Linked DNA regions of Homo sapiens: region 2 is linked to region 1. The links are chromatin contacts, found by Hi-C in ENCODE. All regions are on one chromosome and are shown on one strand. Each heading gives the region's core, a stretch centred on a gene start or an enhancer-like site at or near the end of the contact. The rest is flanking DNA. Distances are from core to core; before and after follow the strand shown.

Region 1 (6,249 bases), core at 113-2,612:
TTCCAGTTTATAAAATAAAACCCTGTAAAATTATTCATGAAATTTCCCATGCTGCAGGTTCCCATAATCTATTCAGGTAAGAAATGCAAAAAACAAACCATCCACCATTATGTTGATTTGAAAGCATTAATTGTGGCCATGGTTTTATGAAGAATGTTATCTATTTCCATCCTGTACAAATTTAGGAGAAACTGTGGTTTCCTGTTCCAGGGTGTTGTCCAAAAATGACTCCACAGAAGTCTGCAAAAATAATCTTTGACGTTTTGTTTCAAGAGGAATACTTGGAGTGTTTCCCACTGAGAGAGGAAATGGGTTTGTCCCAACTGCAAAAGGCCCAGTGTACTCCAAAGACTGCAAGAACAAACGCAATTTAGGTTTGAACAATGTTTAATGAAATCATTATTTCACAAACACTCCGGGAAGGAACTTTTGCTGTGATATCAAACTGTTCTCCAGCCAGATGGCCTGACTTCCCTGAACTTCAGTTTCCTCAACTATAATGTGAAGATGAATTGAATTACCTGCCTCTTTATGAGATTTATTGTAAGGAATAAAACAAGTGCATTGTGCTTGGCAGAGTGCCTGACACATAGTAGGAGCACAGTACAGGTATTTTACACATGTATACATGTGTGTGGGTGTGTCTTCTCCTTTAATAAAGCATTAGATTGAGCATAAAGACGACTCAAGATATAGTATACTGAGCAATTTAGGGAAGAGCAAGTCTTTATATTCCATGTTCATTATAGGAACAACCTGGTTTAACAAAACGCATAATGAATAAAAATAGTCTGAAATAATTCTAATATGAAAAGATAAAATACATTTGCAAGACCTGATGAGTTGCTATAAGATATATTAAGATACTCTAAAGTATAACTCCACTTTGGAAAAGAACAGCCTTAACTTGGAAAAGATAAAAAATGCAAATGTTCCTTCAGCATTTTCCTTTAATTCTGACTCACTGAATGTGAAGTTTGCCAACAGAGGATTTCAGGGCCAAAATGGGCTGCTCAGAGGTCAGGCACACAAAGTGCTTTCCCTTGACCAAAGATCATACAGAGCCTGCCTAGGGCAAAGACTGCAGCAAGGCTGTGACTTCAGCCCCACCCAGCAGTCACAACCACGCGTGAAGGTGGGGGCATGGCGAGAGAGAGTGCAAACATGGAGGGAGGTTTTCACCTCTACCCCAAGCCTAAGAGGCTTTTCACTGCCAGTCCTGTAGCATGAGGCACTCCAGGACATGCACTTCAGCCAATGCAAAGTGTGCATGAGAATTGCCTACGTCCTCAGCCACAGCTCAAAACCAGGAAAGGCTCCAGGTTCCCTAACACTCATCAACTAGAGTAACAAACCCTTCATCTGCATAAGTATTTACAGCTCATGGCAGGGGACAAGGCGTCTCTGCAAATACTTTCATAAAGTCTGAGGAAGAAGACAAGGGGAAAAGCAAGCTGGATCCAAAGGGAAGCTCTCTATATAGAATGCAATTATGTAAGAGTTTAACAGTGGAAGCAGAATCAGAAATTCGTCCGTCACAGGACAGAAGGCTGTCTTAAGCCTCTGTCTGCATCTCTTCCAGAACAGGAAGTCTCTGTGAATATCTGGACATGTTGACCAGCCCAACTTTAAGGCAGAGATTTTTTTTTTCAAAGATCATTTATTTGTTTTGTTCTGGATTTCCAGACAAAGAACATGCTTCATACAATCATTTGAACCTCTTCTATCTTCTTGGCTTGAGTTTTTGGAGCAATGAGCAACCTGGAATCCCCGAAGGAGGGAGGTCTATTAGAATTTTCTGCAGTGATAGCCATGTTCAGTGTCCTCGCTGTCCAAGATGGTAGCCACACTGGCTCCTGAGCCCTCAAAATACAGCCGGTGAGACTGAGTGCATGAGTGTCCTGGGGTGCTAATAACAACACACCACAAACTGGGTGCCTAAAACAACAGTTGTTGTCTCACAGCTCTGGAGGGCAGAAGTCCAAGATCAAGGTGTCAGCAGCACTGGGCCCTTCTCAGAGCCATGAGGGGAAGATCTACTCCATGCCCCTCTTGAAGTTTCCCGTGGGCTGATGGCAATCTTCGGGGGGTTCCTTGGCCAGTAGATGCCTTGCCCTGATCCATGCCTTAACATTTGTGTGGTGTTCTCCCCGTGTGCTTGTATCTCCATCCAAATTTCCCATTTACATAAGGACACCTGTTATACTGGATTAGGTGCCCATTCTACTCCCGTATGGCATCATCTTAACTCATTATATCTGTAGCAACCTTATTTCCAAAGAAGGTCACTTTCTGAAGTACTAGGGGTTAGGAATTCAACATATGACTGGGGGAAAGGGGAAACAACTCCACTCCAAACACCGAAGAATTGAATTTTTAATTTTATTTTTCCATCTATTTGAATGTGAATAGCCACATGTGGCTAGTGGTTACTGTACTAGACAGCACAGTCGCAAAATATTGTCCCTCTCTCTCTATTTTTTGAGACAGGGTCTAGCTCTGATACCCAGACTGGAGTGCAGTGGTGCCATCTTAGCTCACTGCAACCTCCACCTCCTGGACTCAAGCAATCCTCCAACCTCAGCTTCCTAAGTAGCTGGGACTATAGGCATGTGCCACCACACCTGGCTAATTTTTCTATTTTTAGTAGAGACGGGGTTTTGCCATGTTACCCAGGTTGGTCTTGAGCTCCTGGGCTCAAGTGATCTGTCTACTTCAACCTCCCAAGTGCTGGGATTACAAGCATGAGCCACCACGCCCAATAAAAATATTGTCTCTCTTTCACTGTGCTTTTACCAAGAGCTTGCTGTGTTCTAGGTACTGTGGCAAGCTCTATGCATAGAAGGCACTGGTGCCACCAGTTACCCAAGGAGGAAGCCCAAGTTCAGAGAAGGTAAATAAGGTACTTTATTCAAGGTCAATGAGCCTCAGAGTCAGGAAGGGAATCCAGATGGGTGTTTTTTTTGACTCTGAAGCCTGTTTCTTGAGCTGCCCCAGTGGCTGTTTCCTTTACAATTTAAATAAGAAACCACCCTAGGACCTGCAACCGTCACATGGATGACTACATTCCTAGCTGCTTCTTATAGGAAGACAATTCATCACTCGGATATTAATTGCTATTGTACGAATTAATTACTTGCTATTGTAGCTTTAAGCCTTAACAATGTAACAATAATTGTCTCTTTTAAATTACAGGTATAAATAATAAAATACAGCAAATCAAATATTTCGAGCATTTATCAGAGATTAGACACCGTAGTGAGTGCTTTAGGCAGATCTTCTTTAATCTTCACAATAATTACTATTATTATCCCTATTTAATGGATGAGCAAGCTGAGGCTTTCAAAGGTTAAGCACTTTGCTCAAGGTGACAGCGCAAATTAATGTTACATCTGGAACCCAAATTCACATCCCAAACTGGGACCCTCCCTCAGTCTTCTGCACCCACTAAAAAACCTTGACAGTTCATTTCACCAAGCACCTATCAGGTATTTGGCAGGTGCCTTTTAAATCACTAATACTTTAAAAACACAAAAGAATAGGAAACAACCTCCACTCACAAAATGCTGGGATTTCAAAACTGTCTCCCTGAACCTCTGACATTTGATTTCGTACAACTTATTAATATACATGCTTATGGACCAAAAATAATGGAAAATACATTATAAGACATGAAATATTTCACAGTCTCCGAAGTGATTCACCTTGCAAAGCAGCCACCCCGTGTAACAGAGAACCAAAGAGAGCTTCCTTTTTTCATCTTCCACAATATACACCTTTACAGAGAGAATACTCCTTGAAGACATTTCTGGTGAGAGGTTTAACTCAAGTAATAGCTTTGCATGAGAGTTTAAGGATGAAGTATGTGATTTTAAAAACAGCATCATGGGTTTTCAAGGGGAAAATGGAAATGTTATTTCAAGTCCCGGGATAATAGGATCAATAGACATCTTCCCAGTGGAAACATTTGCCTTTGGCTGCCTAAAGCAACAGTCTCTGCTGTTTGCCTCAAGAGGCCACCCCACGGTTTAATTGTCCTCACTGTTAAGTTATTTGTCCTCATCTATAACCTAAAATTATTTGTTAAATTTCAACACGGTAACCACAAGCTGCTCTCCCATCACCTCCCTCAGTTTTCTGCACCCATTAAAAACCTTGACAGTTCATTCACCAAGCACCTACCAGGTATTTGGCAGGTGCCTTTTAAATCACTAATACTTTAAAAACACAAAAGAAGAACATGAAACAACTCCACTCATAAAATGCTTAAGGTAGGTTGCTGGGGAAAGTGTGACAAACCCAAAAGAAAGAGAATGACAAAATGAATGAATCAATTTTCCCTTTATTGATAAACAACCACGTAAGAACTGAATATTTAGCACGTATGTGCCAAGCACTGTAATAAGATTAGAAACAACAAATAAGGCAGATATAGCCTTGCCCTAGTTTATATAGTTAAAAAACCTTTCAACTATTGCCAGTTATTTGATGTAGGTATCCCTATTACTATCTAACCATTCAATGTCCCTTTAAAGTCTGATGAAATTGTTCTAGAAACTAGGGTTGCCAGATTTAGCAAATAATATACAGATGCTGGCCAGGTGTGGTGGCTCATGCCTGTAATCCCAGCACTTTAGGAGACCAAGGCGGTAGGACTGCTTGAGGCCAGGAGTTCGAGACCACCCTGTTCAATATAGCAAGATACGCATCTCTACCAAACAGGGGGAAAAAAAAAAAAAGCCAGATGTGGCGGCGTACACCTATAGTCCCATCAACTTGGGAGGATTACTTGAGCCCATGAGTTCAAGGCTACACTAAGCTATGATCACATGACTGTACTCCAGCCTGAGTGACAGGGCGAGACTCTCCCTCTTAAAAACACAGTAACAACAACAACAAAAACAGATGCCCACTTAAATTTGAATTTCTGATACAGGACAAATAACTTTTAGGATAAGTATGTCACAAATATTGAATGGGATTTACTTATCCTAAAAAATTATTTGTCATTTATCTCAAATTCAGATAAAATTCAAATTTAAGTGGGCATCCTGTATTTTATCTAGCAAGGCTAATACGCCATTTCATCAGTAGTGTCAACTTGCAATACAAATATAAAAACAGACTTTTTTTCAGCTGGGCGTGGTGGCTCACGCCTGTAATCCTAGCACTTTGGGAGGCAAAGGCAGGCAGATCACCTCAGGTCAGGAGTTCGAGGCCAGCCTGGACAATATGGTGAAACCCCATCTCTACTAAAAAATACAAATATAGCCGGGCCTGGGGGCACATGCCTGTAATCCCAGCTACTCGGGAGGCTGAGGCAGGAGAATCGCTTGAAACCGGGAGGCGGAATTTGCAGTGAGACGAGATTGTGCCACTGCACTCCAGCCTGGGCGACAGAATGAGACTCCATTTCAAAAAAAAAAAAAAAAAGAGTTGTAAAATGTGAATTTTCCAAGCTATCAATGACATGAACATAAACTATAATATTATTTTACTTCACCTGAAATTTGCAGCATTTTAAGTGCATGGAATTGGTGACTTGGAAAACTGGGTTTTTTGTTTTTTTTTTTAAAGAAATGTCCAGTTTTAAGAGATTTTCTGCTGGTGCTGACATCAACTAATAATGTTTTTACTTTCACTCTGTTAGAAAATGATTTGAGCTACGATTTCAGAGTTGTAAAGAAGGAAATTTTTCTAGTCACTGGAAACCTGCCGATAGAATAAACATTTTTGGTAGTAAAAAAAGAGAAGAAAATTGCCTTAGGGATAAACCTCTTAGTTTTGAGAAAGACTGTAGAATCTAGGAACTGCCAACATTATTAAAATATCTGACATACAACCCTAAGTCATCATTTTAACTTCTTCTTCACCAAAACTTTTCAATGAATGTTTCATTTTGCCCACCTTGAATTGTCTCAGGATACTCCCTGAAGATAGATACTATCTTACATTGTATTCATTTATATCTCTTATTTTTTATTTGTACATGGGTCTGTTTCTATGATCCGTGTGTATGTATGTGTGTGATATACATGTGTGTGTATATATACAATATAATAATCTATATTGGCAGTACCACACTGTTTTAAATACCAACTTTATTCTATGCTTTTTCTTACAGTATAAACCCTTGATTTTGTTTGTTTTGTTTTTTCAAGTTATTTCTGATGGTTCTTGCTTCAGATGGGCTATAGATTAACTTGGCCATTTTCAAATATTGGTGGGATTGTGGCTTATCAAAATTTA
Region 2 (6,477 bases), core at 260-2,759, 210 kb after region 1:
TATCTATTCAATTAATGATACTGGGATAACTGGCTAGCCATATGCAGCGGAATGAAAGTGAACACCTCCCTTTCACCACATATGAAAATTAAGATGGATTAAAGATTTAAATGTAAGATCAGGAACTATAAGAATCCTAGAAGAAAACCTAGGAAACACCATTATAAACATCAGCCTTGGAAAAGAATTTATGACTAAGTCCTCAAAAGCAATTGCAATAAAAACAAATACAGACAACTGGACCTAATTAAACTAAAGGGCTCTGCACAGCAAAAGAAAAATATCAGCAGAGTAAACAGACAACCTTCAGAATGGGAGACAATATTTGCAAATATGCATCTGACCAATATCTAATATCCAGAATCTATAAGGAATTTAAACAACTGAACAAGCAAAAAACAACCTTATTAAAAAGTAGGCATGGCAAGGCTGGGCACGGTGGCTCACGCCTGTAATCCCAGCACTTTGGGAGGTCAAGGCAGGCAGATCACTTGAGGCTAGGAGTTCAAGACTAGCCTGTTCAACATAGGGAAATCCCTCTACCCCAAAAAAAAAAAAAAAAAAAAAAAAAAACTAGCCAGGCATGGTGGTGTGTGCCTGTAGTCCCAGCTACTTGGGAAGATTTTTTTTTTCAATTCTATGATAATCTAAAAATAAAATATTCCCATTTATGAACAACAAGCCAGGCAAGAACCCTGATAACTGGCAATCAAAAGAGACTTGCATGTAAACCTTAGGTTTACCTTATGTTTGTTGGGTTTGGTACAATTCACAGGGTTCTTGCAAGGTGCTTTCCCCTTTGAAAAGGGGTCTACACATTACTTAAATGGAGAGATGCTGCTCTACAGCAAGGTCCTGAAATTCTGCTTAACATAACAGGAAAAAAAAAACTACATACAAATATTAAATATCCTTCTAGTGGGTGCTCTTAAATACTAAAAAGAAAAAAATCAGTGTCATTTCTATATCAGCATCTGAAGAGAATTAGCAAGAAGCCTTTTTGGTTTTTATAAGGCCACTTGGGAATACCTGCAAATAATAACTTTGTACCACGATTTGGAAAACAGCAGTTGAAGAGTTAACAAGTCTAAGGACAACAGACTCCTTTTTAAAAGATAACCAAGAATTTTTTTTGTAATTACGTCCTTAAAATTCCAAAAGTGAGTCACAGTTCCAAGTGATAAGTGGAATCCGATTATCATGCTAAGATTACACACAGTTCTCTTAACGAGATCCAGTCTGAATAAATAATAATTCACAGACATGAATGGTAAGATGGCTATGCTCATCTCTCAACATATCACTCACTTGGTCGGTGAGGTTCTCAAAGGGCTGGGCTGGGTTTGTAGGCAGGAGTTTCCTGGGCAGCAGAGTTTAAATGTGACTGATATCTCTGTTTCTGGTGCATGGCCAACAACGATAAACACACACACACAAATCCACAGTTGGCAACACTGGTGAGGACAGAGGCGTGGAAGCAATGCGACGCAACCCCGGTGGACTCCTAAGAAGTCTACAGTTCCCGCAGGTGTGTGCTCCGGCATCACAAACAACTTCGCTTCCGTCTGAAACTGAAACCTGAAGGGAACAAGCCTTGGAAGGAACAGAAAGCGTTCTGCTTGATCTGCACAGTCTCAGTTTTGACATTCAGAAAGCCACAGAAAGTTCTCTGGCCTCTGTTTTCATCCTTGAAATCCAGCCCTTACCAACATGCCCAGCACATGATGGTGTATTGTGGGGACTGCTTCACTCAGTCCTCTCAAAAACCTTATGAGGTTAAGTCCTTCTACTATCCGCATTATCCAGATGAGAAAATTACCCAAGTTAACCTTCAAGTCATTTGCCAAAGGTCATTCTGATAATAAGTGGGACAAGAGCCAGAATTCAAATTGTAGTCTGAGCTGCTGGATGTCACAACTAACTACCTGACCAGAGATAGGCAACTGACATGAATAATTCCATAATGCCAGGACATCTTAGTTCTGGTACAAACATAAGGATTTTTAGAATTGAAAATATTGCATATGAATATAAAAATGTGTTAGTCCGCCAACTCCACACAGAACAATGGCTAAGAGAAGACTCTCTTTCCTCCACAGCAATAAGCTATGTGGCAGAGAGGCCACACCACTCAGCAATCAGTATACTGATCACTGACATGGATGAGGACAGAGAATGGAGATTTAACCAATTGGCATAGTACCCAAGGTTGAAATGAACAAATCATATGATCAATCAAAGAATCAAAATTTCAAACTTCCAGCAAGGCGGAACCAGACTAATACCAACAGTATGAGATTTTACCAAGTAAAATACTACATGAGATTAATCAAAAAATCATCACAGTGCAGGAGCAGACAGAGCAGTGTTTCATACAAAAAAAAAGCATTTGAAACAAATGTTTAGATCAGCACTATTCATGATAGTCAAAAGTGGAAACTACCCAAATACCCATAAAGAAATGAGAGTATAAACAAAATGTGGTATATCCATAGAGTGGACTTTTATTTGTCCATAAAATAAATGAAGTATTGATACAACAAGGCTGGGCGTGGTGGCTCACGCCTGTAATCCCAGCACTTTGGGAAGCCAAGGCAGGCAGATCACTTGAGGCCGGGAGTTCGAGACCAGCCTGACCAACATGGTGAAACCCAGTCTCTACTAAAAATACAACAAAAAAAGTACTGATACAACAAGATAGATGAACCTTGAAAATATTTTGCTAAGTGAAAGAAGTCAGACACAAAAGGCCACCTATTAAATGAAATGTCCAGAATAGGCGAATTTATAAGATAGTAATTAGTAGATGCTTAGGGCTGGAGGTGTTTAACGAAAATAGGTAACTGCTAATGGGTATAAGGTTTCTTTCGGGTATAATAAAAATGTTCTAAAATAAGATCATTATACAACTCTTTGAATATATGCAAAATACTTTAAATGAGTAAACTGTATACTATATGAATTCTATCTCAATAAAGCTGTCACCAAAAGGGAAAAAAAGCAACTGGAGCATTTAGTTGTCTGTGTGTTTTCAGACAGCAATATACAGTACTTTAGACGATAGGAAAGCTAAACTGACCTTCAGGATAGCTCAAATTTAGGAAGAATTTATGCAAGAATGAAAAATGTTGTCACCATGAAGTGGTGAGCTCTCCAGTTATTAGAAGCATTCAAGCAGAGGCTATCTAACTGTTGGTCAAGAACACTACTAATTTCACAGATTCTTGGGATTTGGAAAATAAAACACACTATCAAAAAGATGTGTTTCCATTTAGGGCTGAGAGCTCTAAGGAACCATCTCTGAGATACCAAAACTCTAATATTTTTCATGGATGACATTTACGTGACTGAGGAATTAGTAAATAAATTAGAAAATGTTCAAGAGTACAAAATGTGGAGATAGGCTACCTGGAATCAAATCCATAGGCCATCTAAGCCTTAGGGAAGCAATCAGCCTAAGACTCAAGCTTTCTGTTTTGTAAAAAGAAGTCAACAATAATAATAGTATTAATAATATAGGCTAAGTGCAGTGGCTCACATGTGTAATCCCAGCACTTTGGGAGGCCAAAGCTTGAGCTCAAGAGTTTGAAACCAGCCTAGGTAACATGGTGAAACCCCACCTCTACAAAAAAATACAAAAATTAGCCAGGCGTGGTGGTGCATGCCTATAGTCCCAGCTACTCAGAAAGCTGAGATAGGAGGATCACTTGAACCTGGGAGGCCAAGGTTGCAGTGAGCTGAGATCATGCCGCTGCACTCCAACCTGGGTGATAAGAGTGAGACTCTGTCTCTAATAATAATTATTATTTATATATATAATATATATATAAATTAATACTTTATAGGGTAATTGGTAAAAACTAAACAGCATAATGATAAGGCCTTTCTCATAGCATTTCATTGGAACAAGATTTTTAGCAACTCCATGACAGCTTGATTTTCGCCAACTCATTTTATTGGATTTTATTTTAACATTAAGAATAGAAGTCCCATGCAACCAAATCATGCCTGTAATATGGCTGTTTGACAGGCTCCATCAAGTAGAAGTTAAGTCTTTATTGCATGCTCAGGAAGTCCATATGTGAATTTAACAAGGTCTCAGCTTTCCTTCAAACCTTGTCTATTACAAATACAGACTTTAGATATATTCTCACTTTGAGATCACTTACACTGTCGACTATTTGCAGGGCAAACGAATGCAATCAAACACTGAAGTGTCAAGGAGATTAGAGAACTGCCAAGGTCTGAACTATATCAACAGCTTGAAATCAGCTCACTCAACAGTGTTGTGACAGTATTACACTGGCAAAACAAACACAGCATATCAGATATGGCATCACATTCCAGCAGTTTATTTCTCAGACTTATAGAGAAACATCCCATCATTACAGTTGTTCCCAGAGGATAAGCACAGGCATTCTTCTCGGTTAACTCTGTAACAAATGCTTAGTGACCTCACAGGAGAAGAGGGGAAACTTTCAAACCTCTGCTGAGTGGTGGTCAAGAAGTTCTGTCCTGCTACCTGCTTTAAAAAGAACTGTAGCCTAAAAGTTTAGGTTTCCACAGAAAAAGCATTTGATAAAATCCAACACAACTTCATGGTTTAAAAAAAAAACACACACACACAGCCGGGCACGGTGGCTCACGCGCCTGTAATCCCAACACTTTCGGAGGTCAAAGTGGCAGATCGTGAGGTCAGGAGTTCGAGACCAGCCTGGCCAACATACTGAAACCCCGTCTCTACTAAAAATACAAAAAAATTAGCCGGGCGTGGTGGTAGGCACCTGTATCCCAGCTACTTGGGAGGCTGAGGCAAGAAGAATCGCTTGAACCTGGGAGGCGGAGGCTGCAGTGAGCCGAGATCGCACCACTGCACTCCAGCCCAGATGACAGTAGGAGACTCTGTCTCAAAAAACAGGCAGTTTGGTGGCTCACACCTGTAATCCTGGCACTTTGGGTATTTTTGCTTCAGTAAGAAATTAATGTATATAGATCATATGGCACACAGATCTCTTGAGGCCAGGCGTTCAAGAACAGCCTGGCCAATATGGCGAAACCCCATCTCTACTAAAAATAAAAAAAATTAGCCAGACATGGTGGCACACTGCTGTAATCCCAGCTACTTGGGAGACTGAGGCATGAGAATCGCTTCAACCCAGGAGGTGGAGGTTGCAGTGAGCTGAGATCACACCACTGCACTCCAGCCTGGGTGACAGACTGAGACCCTTTCATAAAAAGAACAAAACAGCAACACCAAAAAAAAAAAACCACTCGACAAACTAGGAATAACAGAGAACTTCCTCAACCTGAAAAAGGGTATCTATTAGAAACTCACAGCTAACATCATACTCAATAGTAAAAGACTATATATTTTTCCTCCTAAGATAAGGTACAAGATAAAGATGTCTGATCTCACCACTTCTATTTTGGAGGCCACCTCACTTCTACACTGAGGTTCTAGCCAGAGCAATTAGGCAAGAAAAAGAAATAAAAGGCATCCAGATTGGAAAAGAATAAGTAAAACTATTTCTATTTGCAAATGACATAATCTTGTATACAGAAAATCTTAAGGAATCCACAAAAAATACTATCAGAGATCATAAACGAGTTCATCAAGGTTGAAGGATACAAGATAAATATACAAAAAATCAATCGTATTTTTATACATTAGCAATGAACAATCCAAAAATTAAATTAAAATGTTTCACATCATTTTGTCCCAAATACATTCCAAATTTCCAATCCATAAGCTGCATCTATAACTCATCCCAATGACTTTCATTTCTGGCTCTTGGAAAACCACTTGTAATTGTACCCTAAGCTACTACAGGTTCCTTTATTTGATTAACAAATGCTTACCAAGTGCTTCCTATATCTCAAGTGCTGGGGGAAACAGTAGTGAACAAAGAATCCCTGCCACTCCCATCATGAAACTCACACTCCAGTTGGGAATACAAGACAACATACAAATGAACAATAAGGACAACTTCTGATAGTGCTAAGTGCCATAACAAACATAAAACAGAGAAGAGAGATGCAGGCTCATGGGAGGATGGGATGTGCTTTAGATACAAAGATCAGGGAAGTCTCCCTAAGGAGGTGACATTCTAACAATGCGCCAAATCAAGAAGAAGGATGGTGGGGATGACTCTTTCTGTGTAACTGAACAGCATGTGTAAGAACCCTGGGGTGGAAAAAAGTTTCATAAATTCTGGAAACAGCCGGCATGCAAGGTAAGCAAGAAGGCTAGTCCTGGAAGAAAGACAGAAGCTGGATCATGTGGAATCTTGCAGAACATGGTCCAGAGTGAAAGCTTTATCCTACATGTAATGTGATGCCATGGGCAGGGAGGGGAGGGGGATGAAGGGGATGAAGGAAAGTGATGTAATGACTCTAGTTCTTTGTGAAATAATTGGTCAGAAATGCTCAACTTAAACACATGCTTACATCATCACTTGCTGGGTGGCCCTTGGTATG

What was found. A loop is a pair of places that touch in the nucleus more often than their neighbours do. Pooled maps may share reads with other maps.
Region 2: a loop to region 1 is called in a map of heart right ventricle, with 3 times the contacts of the local background. The contact joins two enhancer-like sites. A Hi-C loop is called at or near these places in 2 of 168 maps with a recorded cell type or tissue (adrenal gland and heart right ventricle) and 3 of 50 pooled maps.

Annotation. Positions count from the first base shown.
Region 1 is chr3:61,843,149-61,849,397 of GRCh38, reverse strand. All of the region lies in intron 2 of PTPRG (protein tyrosine phosphatase receptor type G), which reads right to left. Among named protein-coding and RNA genes, the nearest start is that of PTPRG, 280 kb to the right of the region's middle. Within about 2 kb of position 1,362, at least 22 of the 41 ENCODE cell types and tissues checked have a DNase peak (open chromatin) inside an H3K27ac peak, as active enhancers do; they include adrenal gland and heart right ventricle, where a contact is called at or near this core.
Region 2 is chr3:61,632,688-61,639,164 of GRCh38, reverse strand. The region is part of intron 1 of PTPRG (protein tyrosine phosphatase receptor type G); the gene reads right to left. It overlaps LOC124909388 (a long non-coding RNA gene), which reads right to left. Exons shown (of 2, transcript XR_007095940.1): 2 at 4,332-6,477. Among named protein-coding and RNA genes, the nearest start is that of PTPRG, 74 kb to the right of the region's middle. Within about 2 kb of position 1,509, at least 16 of the 41 ENCODE cell types and tissues checked have a DNase peak (open chromatin) inside an H3K27ac peak, as active enhancers do; they include adrenal gland and heart right ventricle, where a contact is called at or near this core.